Regions from separate parts of the Homo sapiens genome. Here all the other regions are linked to region 2. A link is a loop called in an ENCODE intact Hi-C map of the cell type or tissue named here. Cell type or tissue: PC-9. All regions are shown on one strand. Region 1 has its middle 42 kb from the start of LINC03055. Region 2 has its middle 81 kb from the start of LINC03055. Region 3 overlaps LOC101928004 (a long non-coding RNA gene).

What was found. A loop is a pair of places that touch in the nucleus more often than their neighbours do. Peaks named below come from ENCODE experiments on the same cell type or tissue, not always from the same donor. Only the 100,000 strongest peaks of a DNase experiment are listed, where the experiment ranks them.
Region 1: it touches region 2 in a loop (6-fold over the local background); 4 of 110 quality-filtered maps call a loop at or near these places.
Region 3: it touches region 2 in a loop (2.9-fold over the local background); 2 of 110 quality-filtered maps call a loop at or near these places.

Annotation. Positions count from the first base shown.
Region 1 is chr6:6,925,371-6,929,370 of GRCh38, forward strand. No RefSeq gene overlaps it. Among named protein-coding and RNA genes, the nearest start is that of LINC03055, 42 kb to the left of the region's middle. In PC-9, no CTCF peak of the experiment used is centred here; no DNase peak of the experiment used is centred here.
Region 2 is chr6:6,802,241-6,806,240 of GRCh38, forward strand. No RefSeq gene overlaps it. Among named protein-coding and RNA genes, the nearest start is that of LINC03055, 81 kb to the right of the region's middle. RefSeq lists enhancers at 805-2,004, 1,314-1,493, 1,744-1,803, 1,814-1,953. In PC-9, no CTCF peak of the experiment used is centred here; a DNase peak (open chromatin) is centred at 1,511; H3K4me3 peaks cover 312 bases; H3K27ac peaks cover 3,298 bases.
Region 3 is chr6:6,732,935-6,736,934 of GRCh38, forward strand. The region is part of intron 2 of LOC101928004 (a long non-coding RNA gene); the gene reads right to left. It overlaps LOC101928047 (a long non-coding RNA gene), which reads left to right. Exons shown (of 6, transcript XR_001743949.2): 6 at 1-457. Among named protein-coding and RNA genes, the nearest start is that of LY86-AS1, 110 kb to the left of the region's middle. In PC-9, no CTCF peak of the experiment used is centred here; a DNase peak (open chromatin) is centred at 1,987; H3K27ac peaks cover 1,364 bases.

The sequences.
Region 1 (4,000 bases), 120 kb after region 2:
ATACGGCATGTTGTTGAGATCTTGCTCTTAATGGTATAAATCTTTGTAAATCCTCCAGATTGAAAGATGAATTGAGGGAAGCGTGGTGTGTATAGCAGAAGGCATTTCAGCCGGCCTGTGGATAATGTGACAAGCCCAGGGACTCATGACCCGAGTAACCATGTGGAGGGTCCTGCCAGGAGGGGCAGGTGCTACTACTGCTGAAGACTGTCCCTCCAGACTGTCCTCTCTGACACTGGCCACTAAGCCCAGGCAGTCGCCCAGCCCACGGCCCACCTCCATGCATCTGTCTCTATTTCCCAAGAAGAGTGTGCCAGATGCCAACTGGGTTATGCTGAGACTGAGCTTGACTTGTCTTGTTCCCAGTGCCCAACACCAAACTGGGCACACACAGTCCGTGCTCAGTATTGATGGCATGAAAAAAATGAATTAACTAATGCACTTGAGAAAACAGCCCCCAAGCCTAACCTTAAACCCTAACCTAACCCTAACCCTTCTTTTTGAACTTTCATTACAGGACAAACATGAGAAGCATCCTTGGTCACTTTTACAAATGAGTATCTTCATTACATCACACTCTAAACATGATCACTGAGTCATAGTTCGTTCAAGTTGGAAGGAATCTCAGATATCTGCTAGCCTGGCCATTTCCTTTAACACGAGAAATGTGATCAATTCCACCAGGCAGCGAATGTCTTAACTACTTGCCGACACAGGACCTTAGTAACCTGAAGACAAATAATGTCCACAAGGCAGCATAAGGACCTCCCAAAATCTGGCCAGACCTGAGGGTGTTCATTAGAAGACCTTTACATTGTAAATCTCTATTTCATTGTAAACTCTACAAGATTTGGAAGTATATTCATGTGTGGGAACCAAATCAGCTAGAATTGTTTTTCAAATTATTAAGGTATACTCACAGCAAGCAATTCTTTTAAATTTAGCTGTCACTGAGGAACTGTTATATGCAAGACTCTCCAAAGGTACTCTAGAGGGATGCAAAGGTGAGTTCAATATCGCTGCCCCCAGAGGCTCCTGATTGTATGCAGGCCAGACAAACATGTACCAACGATCCTGATACAAGGCAGACCACAGCACCTGCTGCAATAGAGAAACAAGGTTCAGAGGGAAAAATAACTTCAAGGACTTGGGCCCAGCAGCTGAAAAGGGAAGGAAGTACCTAGTCCTTGAGAGGCGGGTGGAAATCCAACAGGTACGTGGAAGAAGGCAAAGGCATACCGCATGAAGGAATCAGCATTAGCTAAAGCAAGGGATAAATGGGAATCATTTTTTAAAATTTTACACCAACTGTATGTTGGACACTTTAGAAGTATAAATTCATTTATACTCACAACAACCAAATAAATTAGGTATCACTGCTTCCATTTTTCAGAGGAGGGAACTGGACTTCGGAAAGATTAAAAATGTATCAAATGAGGGTCAGGAGTATATAACGCATACGGGGCAAAGCCCAGATGTGAACCCCTGCAAGGCTGACTCCAATGCCAGGACTTTCTCCACTTCGCCGGCTGCCTCCCTGGGAGGGGGAGATGGCAAGGCATAGTTTAGGGACATTAGCTCCGTGTGGCTAGTTCATGGGGACAGGGGAACTCGGATGGTAAGGGGTTGAGAAAATGAGGAAGATGACAGAGAAAGGAGGGAGGCAGGAGGAAAACAAGATAAGAGCTTTGCTGCTGGTTGTTTTGTAAGATGAAGGAAACTAGAGAAAGTCTCAAGATTCAGGGCTCAGAGGAAAAGGAGGTTTAAGATGAGAAGAAGTGACAGCTGAGCAGGATCGCAGAGAAAGAAGAGAGACCAGGCACCGTGGCTCACGCCTGTAGTCCCAGCTACTCAGGAGGCTGGGGCAGGAGGATCATTTGAGCCTGGGAGGTCAAGGCTGCAGAGAGCTATGATTGCACCACTTCACTCCAGCCTGGGTGACAGTGAGACCCTGTCTCAAAAATAAAAATAAATAAATAAATAAAGAGAAGGTTAGCAGCAAGGGTGGGGGCTTTAGCCTTAGAAAGAATAAGGAACATTTCTCCCCCAAAACAAAATGAAAGAAAAAGAGAATGAGAAATTATCCCCATTAAAAAAAAAAAAAAGTCAGCAATCTCCGTAGTGGGGAGGGGTGGTTTGCTTAGCCAATGCAGTGAAGAGGTCTGTTCTGGAGAGGGGAACGAGCAGGGTCAGTTAGGGCTGGAGGAGAGTGGAAAAGATTTGGAGCAGCTGTCCTGGGAATCTGATAGGGAGCTAAAAACGGAGTCAGAGGACCATGCCTGAAGGCACTGGGAGCGTCCCCAGCAGGACTGGGCAGGGCGTCCAATTACTTTCGGGGCACAAATCTCTTCAGTGGAATTCAGCACTTTGGGATCAGGAGTAGATGAAAGGATTGCCCAGGGAGACACAGGGGAAGGTCAAGAGGGTAAGAAAAGGGAGGTGCTTTTGAGAACTTTGCCAAATCATTTCACCACAAAGGGAGGGAGGGAGGGAACAGATGCAACCAGGACGGGTCCACAGTGCCAAACACAAGGAGGGGCTCCAGGGGCCGCGATAAAGGCGAAGAAGAGGCTTAGCAGGAACGAGTGAGTGGGACCCATGGAAGGACGGGGTGGTGGCTACAAAGCCATTTCCGAGATGGCCATCCGGAGGGTGGAGCCTCCTACGGGGTGTGGCTATGCAGAGTGGCAGAGACGCTGAGGGAAGGGGGTCACTGGGCTTGAAGGGGTCAGGTCAGCCAGGGAGAAGTAGGACCGAGGATCACAACCCTGAAGCCCTGCAGAGGAGGGTAGCAGGGGTGGGGCAGAATGAGGACCAGGCGCCGTGCGGAAGCCACCCACCAAGCTCACACAAGGGATGTGGCTGAACATGTGCTGGGCAAACACTAGAGGGTGAGAGTGGGGCTGACTTAGTAAAAGGGACATGTGGCTTGATTTTTAGTGAAATACCATAGTGTCACAACTAGTGCTGTCTCTGCCCCACGCCAAAAGGAAAAGTCAAGTGAAATAGGCTGGGTAGAATTCCCCCAGGGTAGGCAAAATGCTAGGAATCTGTACAGAGAGGGAGGCCAGAGGGAGTGAAGAAGGCACAGGGCACGGTATGGCGCACGGACGTCCTGGGTGGAAACCTACTAAGGCTGAGCTCTTGAGATTTAGAAAGTGTCTTCTTTGACCCTATGCCTTAAACAAAGCCAGCCCAGCCATCTATCCTGTGTCCAGAACTAACAGTAGAGGGCCTGTAGGTATCTCGACCCCTCCTCACAGCAGAAGCCCGATACTCACCCCTAGGCAGGTGTCTTTTTTTTTTTTTTGAGCGGCGTCTCGCTCTGTCGCCCAGGCTGGAGTGCAGTGGCGCGATCTTGGCTCACTGCAAGTTCCGCCTCCCAGGTTCACGCCATTCTCCTGCCTCTGCCTCCCGAGTAGCTGGGACTACAGGTGCCCACCACCACGCCCACCTAATTTTTTGTATTTTTAGTAGAGATGGGGTTTCACCGTTTTAGCCAGGATGGTCTCGATCTCCTGACCTCCTGATCCGCCCGCCTCGGCCTCCCAAAGTGCTGGGATTACAGGCGTGAGCCACCGCGCCCGGCCTAGGCAGGCGTCTTAACTGGCTCCTCTCCAATGCCTGCACGGGCCAGGTTCCAACCCCAGCCCCCGTGTTCACCCCTCAATTTGAGAACAGGTTTGACTCCACCTCATTTGACCTTGGTCTTCTCTTTTTTTCTTTTTTTTTTTTTTGAGACAAGGCCTTCCTCTGTTGCCTAGGCTGCAGTGCCGTGGTGCAATCATGGCTCACTACAGCCTTCAACTTCTGAGTTCAAGGGATCCTCCACCCTCAGCCTCCCCCAAGTTGCCAGGGCTACGGTTGCTCCCCGCTAAACCTGGCTAATTTTTTTTATTTTTTGTAGAGATGGGCTGTCACTGTGTTGCCCAAGCGATCTCAAACTCCTGGGCTCAAGCGATCCTCCCACCTCAGCCTCCCAAATTGCTGGGATTACAGG
Region 2 (4,000 bases):
CGGCTGCATTCTCTGCTGTCCACCCTCCTGCCCTCCTTCTGGCCACGTCACCTCTCCTCCCTCTCCTTGAATCAGATTGACCCAATAACAGCCTGATCATCCAACTTCCACCCCATAGGCATCTCCCAAGACACACTGGGTTGAGAATGACTGTGCTGCCACTCCTCACCGAAAATCTCTCCCTTCTATGAACACCTCCCTGCTGGGACCAGCCCTCCCTCTCAGGTCGCCAGTTGCCGCACCAGCCCTTGTTGCGTGCTGGGGACAACACCATCACTTAGCTCATCACAGTCTCTTCTTGCCCCCTCAGTGTCGTTCTTGGCTTCCACAAGGGTGCTGGGCTCCTGACATCAGCACCCAGCTCCTTGGGACACACCCCCCTGCCATCTGCTTGAATCAGGAGCCAACATAGGGAGGCAACCTGGAGTCCTCAGGGTCCCTATGAGCTGGGGACAGAGCGGTCATCATTACTTACACGGTCAAGATGTCCTCTTTGTTCTTGGTCATGAGCTTGTTCTTTGTTGGAGGGAAAAAAATTGAGGGATGTTATTCTTTAATAAAAGTTTAAAGAAAAAAGAGTGGAGGGAGTGGCGAGGAGCCAGGGAAGAGGATGTTGTAGAAATCGGGAGAGGGGAGATGAGGGAGCACCTGCTCGGAGACAGTCCTTTTCAGGCCATGCAGTGACACCTGGACCTCGAGGTGAGCCACAAGCACGGTGGGATGCTTCCCGTCCATGGCACCACCGCAGGGGCTCCCTACGGGATCTGAAGGGTGAGGAAGGTGAGGACGGCCACCAACCGAGACAGCGTGGGCCAAGCTGGGTTCTCTGACCCAGCCCTTTCACGTGCCTAGTGTGGCATCAGCAAACAAAAAGGAACTGTGCGCACTGCCCTTGTCCCCCTCCCCAAGCCCTGGAGAAGCCCTGCAGTCCTGCTCTGTCGGATGAGGCTTTGTCACAGAGGAAGCATTGCGTCCGTCATTGCTAATGATGAACAGGTGACAGGGTACTGCCAAGTGCTGAACCTCATGAGGGCACAAGCAAGCCACCCACCAGGAATTAAAGGGAGTCACAGGGTTTACTCAGAACAAGCCAGGTGCCTTTCAAGCAGGGATTGTGTAATCCTCACCATAACCTAATCAGGTCTATGTCAGAGCCTCATCTTGCAGATACAAACACTGAGGCCCAGAGAGGCTGTCATACATCACGGTTGCACAGCAGCTGGGGGAGCCGGGATTTGAACTCAAGACTCCAAAGCCCTTTCTCCTTGCCTTGCCCAAGATGCCCTCTTATGAGATCGGCAGGCAGCCTTGTTATCATTCAGCAGCTAAAGCTGTGGCCAGAGGAAGGTGGAAAGGTGAGGACACACTGCTTCTCCTCACAGTCCAGCGAGTCCCTGCCCGACTCCTGCCCTGCCTCAGGGGAGGGAAACACAAAAAGGCAGATCCTTTCCTGGTGCTGGACACACCCCGTGACGTGTCCCAGGGGTACATGGATGCCTCTGTCATGAGTGAGCCTTCGAGGCCGGGCGAGCACCAAGCGTCTTGCAGTGCTGAGACACACCTGGGGCCAGGCTCCTCCTTCAGGGAGGAAGAAAGATGTGGCAAGATGAGTAATGAGGCCGGGCAGGGAGGAACCTGGCTGGTTTCAGTTAACGCAGGTTTGGGGAAGCACCCAGCTAGCTTCAGTTCAGGACACCACTAGGCGAGGAGGGCACCTCTCTTCACGGTTCTGTTCCATCGTGATGTCTGTCCTAAGCAAATGCTGTCTATGATCCTTCTGCAATCTTAGTGCCCCAGAAGTGGCTAGGGATCCTTGATTTGGCCATAATGTCCTGCAGATTGGACCTTATTTCCATCTCCCCAGAAGCTTTTTGGAAACAAGAAAGGCCATTTCAGAGTACAGGTGCAAGAGGGCCACAGAAGAGCCTGAGGCTGATGCCAAGCTGATGGGGTGAATCTAGTCCACATGACCCTAGAAGGAATATGTCTGACTTCCTGCTCCAAGACTATGGGAGGGGAAGGAGGCAGGAGGTAGAAAAGGGGGAGGCAGTGTCTGCCTGGCTGGGTTTTAGGGCAAGGGGCAGGAGGAGGGTAGGGTACAGGCCAAGGCTAGCACGACATCAGCCCTGGCTGGACAGAGGTGCTGCTGCCGGCAAGAACCCACCCTCATCCTCATCCTCATCTGTTGCCCACTAAAAACTCCATGGTTTCCACAGAAACAAAACGAGTCCCATCTGCAGGTGGGGCAATCCTCTTGTCCCTCTTTCTGCCTCACCCTCGTTTCTCACTGCCTGTCTCCTCCCTCTCCCTTCTTCTTTTGCATCTCTGTCTTCCCCTGAACCTCTTCCACACCGCCATTCCCTTATCTCCACTCTCCTTCCTCCCCCTCCCATCCTGCTCATGCCCATTTGAAATGGGAGCACACACTGGGCACACTCTGCAGTGCCCCCTCAGGCGCTCCCAACCCTGGCAGCTGTGCCATAAGCTGCCAATTCGTCTCAATATTCTATTTTACCATTCTGGCAATTTTCAGCTATGCATGAGATCTCTCAGAATATTGCCTTTGCTTTACTTCTAGGTGTGGCATTAGGACTAAGTCTGGGCCAGTGAAAAGTCAGCAGGTATGCTGTGTGCAACTTTCTTTTTTATTTTAGAGATGCGAACTCAAACTCCTGACTCAAGCAATCCTTCCACCTCAGCCTCCCCAGAAGCAGAGACAACAGGCCGGTGCCACCATGCCCAGCATAGTGTCCAACTTTTTAGAAGTGACCACAGATAAAGGCAATGTGCCTCAGTCTTTCCTTTCCACCATCCTTGTTAGCAGGAATGTGGACATGATGGCCGGAGCTCATGCAGCCACTTTGGCATATGAAGTCTATGTCTCAGCCAGTGTATCTACTTCCCAGGATCTGCTCAAGTGTGGTTCCTCTGCTCAGTACCACATTAAACTTCTGAGAGGATCACCTGACATCACCACCTTCTTGTAAACCATGAAAGAGTTTTTATTTTTTTAAATGAGGTTCATTGAGTTTCATGCCATCTGGTGGCAGAGATTACTGTGCCATGACATTTCACCTGCCTGGCCAGGCTGGGCCCATGGTGGTGGATGTTCCTGACTTCCCATGTTGCTTGTAGGCACAACCCAACAGCACATTGCTTCATGCCTCGCGTCACATGCCTCCCACCACCTGCCTCAGGGCTTCCCTGTTACTGTGAAGAGCAAGAAACCCGGGGATCTACTCATTCAGGTAGACACACGGCCTTTCCAGACAAGGTCTGTTGGGCTGAGATGGGCAGGTGGAGAGTCCCCCTGACTCACACCCGCTCACTTACTGGCCCCAGGTCCTGTGTTCACAATGCAGATGCTCCTGCTGCTGTTTCAGGAGCTGCTTTTCCCAGCTAGGAGATGCCAGCTGGTGCCACCTGGAAGTGTGGAGTCCTGCTGCCCCGTGAAGCCAACTTTGACTAATGGGGGACATGGCCAGGCAAATTTTTCTCCCTTCTTCTCATATGTATTATTCCAAGCCCCAGTGGGCCTTTCTAGAGACACTCTGTGAAACTAAACAATTAGCTGCATTTGTTGAAAGCTGGGGCCGGCCTCGTAAAGCACCCCTTTGTATTCTACTCCTTCCTTCTCGGCCTCACCTCTTTCCCCCTTCCTCTTGCTTCCTGGAGTTGCATTCCTCAAGAAAGTATTTGTACATTAGCTTTGGCCTCAGTCTCTGGTTTTTAGAGAACCCAAACTAAGACAGGGAGACACATGGAGGATGGCAAAGAAGAGATGCGGAAGGAGCCGGGGTCCTAAGAATTGTGGCGTTGCCAAACCCCTCCTGGACTGGGGGCTTCTTGGCCTTTAACCTGGGAGAGAAACAAATGTCTCTCTCATATTTAAGCTACAGCTATTCAGGACTTTCTCTTACCTGTAACCTTTTCCTAATAAATGCAGCTGCACGAGCCGGGCTTGGTGGCACACGCCTTTAATCCCAGCACTTTGGGAGGC
Region 3 (4,000 bases), 69 kb before region 2:
CATATTGCTAAGTAAACAAAGCCAATCTGAAAAGGCTACACATGCTGTATGAGTCCAACTATGTGACATGCTGGAAAAGACAACTATGGAGACAGGAAGATGATCAGTGGTTGCCAGGAGTTAGAGGGGAGGGAAGGATGACTAGGTGGAGAACAGAGGATTTTTAGGGCAATGAAACTGTATATTACAGTGATGGATTCATGGCATAATACATTTGTCTAAACCCATAGAATGTACAACACCAAGAGTAAACGCTAATACAAACTGTGAACTTTGGGTGAAAATGATGTGTTAATGTCAGTTCATCAGCTGTTACAAATGGACCACGCCGGTACAGGATGTTGATGGAAGCAACCGTTTAGGGGTGGGGGCAGGCATATGGGAACTCTGTACTTTCTGTTCAGTTATGCTGTGAGCCTAAAACTGCTCTAAAAACAAAGCCTAATAAGAAAAATCACACGCTAGGTCTGGTCTATCAGCATAGTTCTTCTGCCTCCCACTGCCAACCAGTCCCACCTGCCTCCTTTCCTGGCCCTTCCTCACTGCCAGGTCTTGTTTCAGCGCATGGATTACCAGAAGGAAAAATGCTCCCACCGGCCTCTCTCTGTATCAAAACACAGGAGTGAAATAAACCAGCTTTTCAATAAAGAGGCTGGGGTGGGAGGGGCTAGAGAAAGGATGACTTGCTCATGACCCCCAGATCCTCTGACCCATCAGCCCATAATCTCACCTGCCTTACAGTCTTGACCTCTCCCCTAATTCCCACGTACTTTCTTCCTTCCCCCATCTTGATGGCACTGATGGAAGAAACTCTGGACCACTTGCGCCAGGGACACCAAGTCTGCATCCTTAGCCTTGATCGGGCCATGGTGATGAGACAGTCCTCTCCCAGCCCCATTCAGCTCCCTCTCAGCCCCCACAACAGTTCAGCCTCAGATTTTTTCCTGGAGCCTCATGGCTCCCTCGTCATCCTGCACAATAGGAAGCCTTGCCCCCTACTAAACAGGGAAAGGTGAGCTGGCCAGTCATGAATGCCCTGAGCTCTGCAACTCACCCCTGCCCTGCCTCCTGCTCGCTCCTGCCTTCACTGGCCTGACACTGCTGTGCAGACCTCATTCTCCTCTCTGCGCTAGCATCCCCTCCCTGTTCTCTTCACCCTCTCTCCAGGTGTGCCCTTCGTCGTACCCATCACAATTCTCTCCAGGGAAAAGCAAAACCATAATGAAGACAACAAAAATACTCTCCCAGGGATAGCAGGAATTGCACCAAACGGCTTCCTTGCCAGGGCTTTAGCGGGTTTTGACTGGGCACTGAGGGTGGCGAGTCCCTAGGTTTGAATTGCAAAGGCACAGGTGCAGCTGTCGAGCAGAAGAGTGGGTGGTTAAAAAGTGGGCAGATCTCTTGGTTTGTTACTCCAACCCCTTTCTGGCATATATAACCCCCTCCAGACACACCGCTGGAGACTTGAGCCTTCGTGAAGTAAATACCATTATAAACCCCTGCCTCCGAGCAAAACAGCAGAAAACCTTACACACAGAAACTAGCGATCAGATTCCTCCAGCAGCTTTGGCATTCCCTCTAACTTCTGCCCCTCTTTGCCAAATTTTCTAAAAGTACTTTCACTGTCCTACTTACTAACCTCCTGTAGGCTGGTGTTGGGACCCACCACATGTCCATTAACCAGCTCTTATCACACTGGTTACTGCTGAATTTCCAAGTCTAATGGACACTTCTATTGTGTCTTAATAACCTCTGCGGGGCACTGACTCATCACTCTTCCTCCTGGAAATTTCTTCTCCCCTGGCTTCCATGACCCTCTGGCCTGGTTCTCCACCACCACCCCACCCTCACCCAGTCTTTCCCTCTCAATCTGCTTTCTAAGCTCGTTTCAGCCTCTGCCTTGACCTGGCCGTTCTCCCCCAGACAGAGCTCCAACCTGCTTCTCTTTGCTTCTTGTGCTCCACGCCCGCTGTGAGCCATCTGACCTTCTACACACTTTCCTGTACAGCACATACTCTCCTGACTCCTGGATCCGCACTGCCATCCCAGTTAACAGTAACGAGTCTCCCAAAGGGGGTTGAAATCTGAAGATCCAGTCCAGGAGGAATCTAGGAATCCGCAAAGGCTAAACACACTAGGAGTAGGCAGAGCTGGGGGCACCCCTGGCAAGGTGCTGGGGCGGGAGGCTCTGTCAGTTCCTTCTGAGCCTCATGATTAAGCACTTCATGATTAAGTGGGGGATGAGGCTCACTGATATGGGGAGAAAGAGACCTGTCCTGGGATCAAACAGCAGCGCTAAGGCTCCGCATTAGACCACAATCAACCCCCTGCCAATCAACAAAGCAACACTCAGCTGTCCCAGTGCATCTGTTCAGGCTTTGGACACACGAGTGCAGGTTTTAACTCCATGGCACAAGTGTGCATCCGTTTCCAGCCTTATTTGGGGGAGGGGAAAGTTGTTTGAGTCATTTTATATGAAGAATCCACTGAATGGAACATTTGTTACTATTTAATTAGAACAGACGACGCAGCTATGTAAAATGGAAACTGCATTTAACATGTTAAGCATACACAGAATGACCCACTGCAACCTGCCTTCTTAATGGGCATCACCAAGTGACGTCCCCACCAGTCCCCACCGTGAACAGGGATGCCCTGATCATCAGCTGGTTAGACATACACCTAGAAGCATTTTGTAAAGTCAGCTATCAGAATTTAGTCATTAGAATGTACTAAAAACTAATCACGTACTTCAAGCAACATGGATAAAATAAAGTAAATCAACGATGTTTAGTGACAATAAGGCTAGACCCACCATAAAAATGTCAACAGATGGGGAGAATGTTAAGAGCAGAAAACTTGAGACAGATGATGCAAAAAGGCAGAAATGGGGAACTTGGGAGGAATTCTGCTTGTCTAGAGTCAGGATAAGAAGCTTTTGTACCATGTATGGTAGCAGTGGTGTCACTTTTTGGTCCAGCTGGAAAAATAAAAACAGATGCTAGACAGAGGGGGAACAGCAATGCGTGAGATTGCATCCATGACCTAAAGCCCGCCTGGTGTTATTGGGGTGGCCAGGGAGAGGCAAAAGGTGACAACAATGATAGTGTCAACAGCACAGAGTAACTGTGGCCCAAACACCTTTTTGATTGCCATCTATAAGGTGACTCCCCAGTTTCTCTTAGCCCTGAGCTTTCATATCTGCAGACCCATATATCCAAGTGTCTGTTTAAAACATCGGCATGGATAAGTGTTTTCAACCCAACATGTCCCAAACTAAACTCTCAATCTCATCAACAAACTTGCTCCTCCTCCAGGCTTCTGTCTCAGTGACATCCCTATCCCCTCCACCGCACATGCCAGAATCCCTGGAAGTAGCCCTAATTTTTCCCACTGTCTGTTCACCCCACCTCTGAGCCACCATTTTCACACTTCCTCTTCGTCCACGTCACCATCACTTGCATGGACTTCTATACTCCTACGTTGCCTTTTTGCTTCCATTCTCATCTCCACCCCTATAATCTGTTCTCTCCACGGCAGATAGAATAACCATTTTAAAACTTAAATCCAAAATCTTTCTGTGGCACTCAGGATAAATCCCAGCCTCTATGGGCTCACAGGGTCTGGCCTCTGCCGGCTTCTCATTTCTCCTGCAAATACTTCAACCTGCAATGAAAACTTTGCCTATGTGAGTTCCATTCCCAAGTTCTCTTGCATCTGCCAATTCACTCCAAAGAGAAATCAAGCTCCCTTTCAGGCTAAGATGCAAAATAGAGTTTGGCGTATCTCCTAAGGCCAAACTCCGAGCCAATCTTTTAAAATCTCTTGCCCATGTAAAAATTCTTGAAAAGCAATCTCGATTCCCGGCCAGACTCCCTGCCCACGTGTTCCCCACCCGCGTCCCCACAGCTCCGTCCGCCTGCTCTGGTCAACACCACAGCTGGGCCCTGCCCCTTCGGAAGCTGATGCTCCAGCGAGGGCAGTGGATTTATGGTGCAAG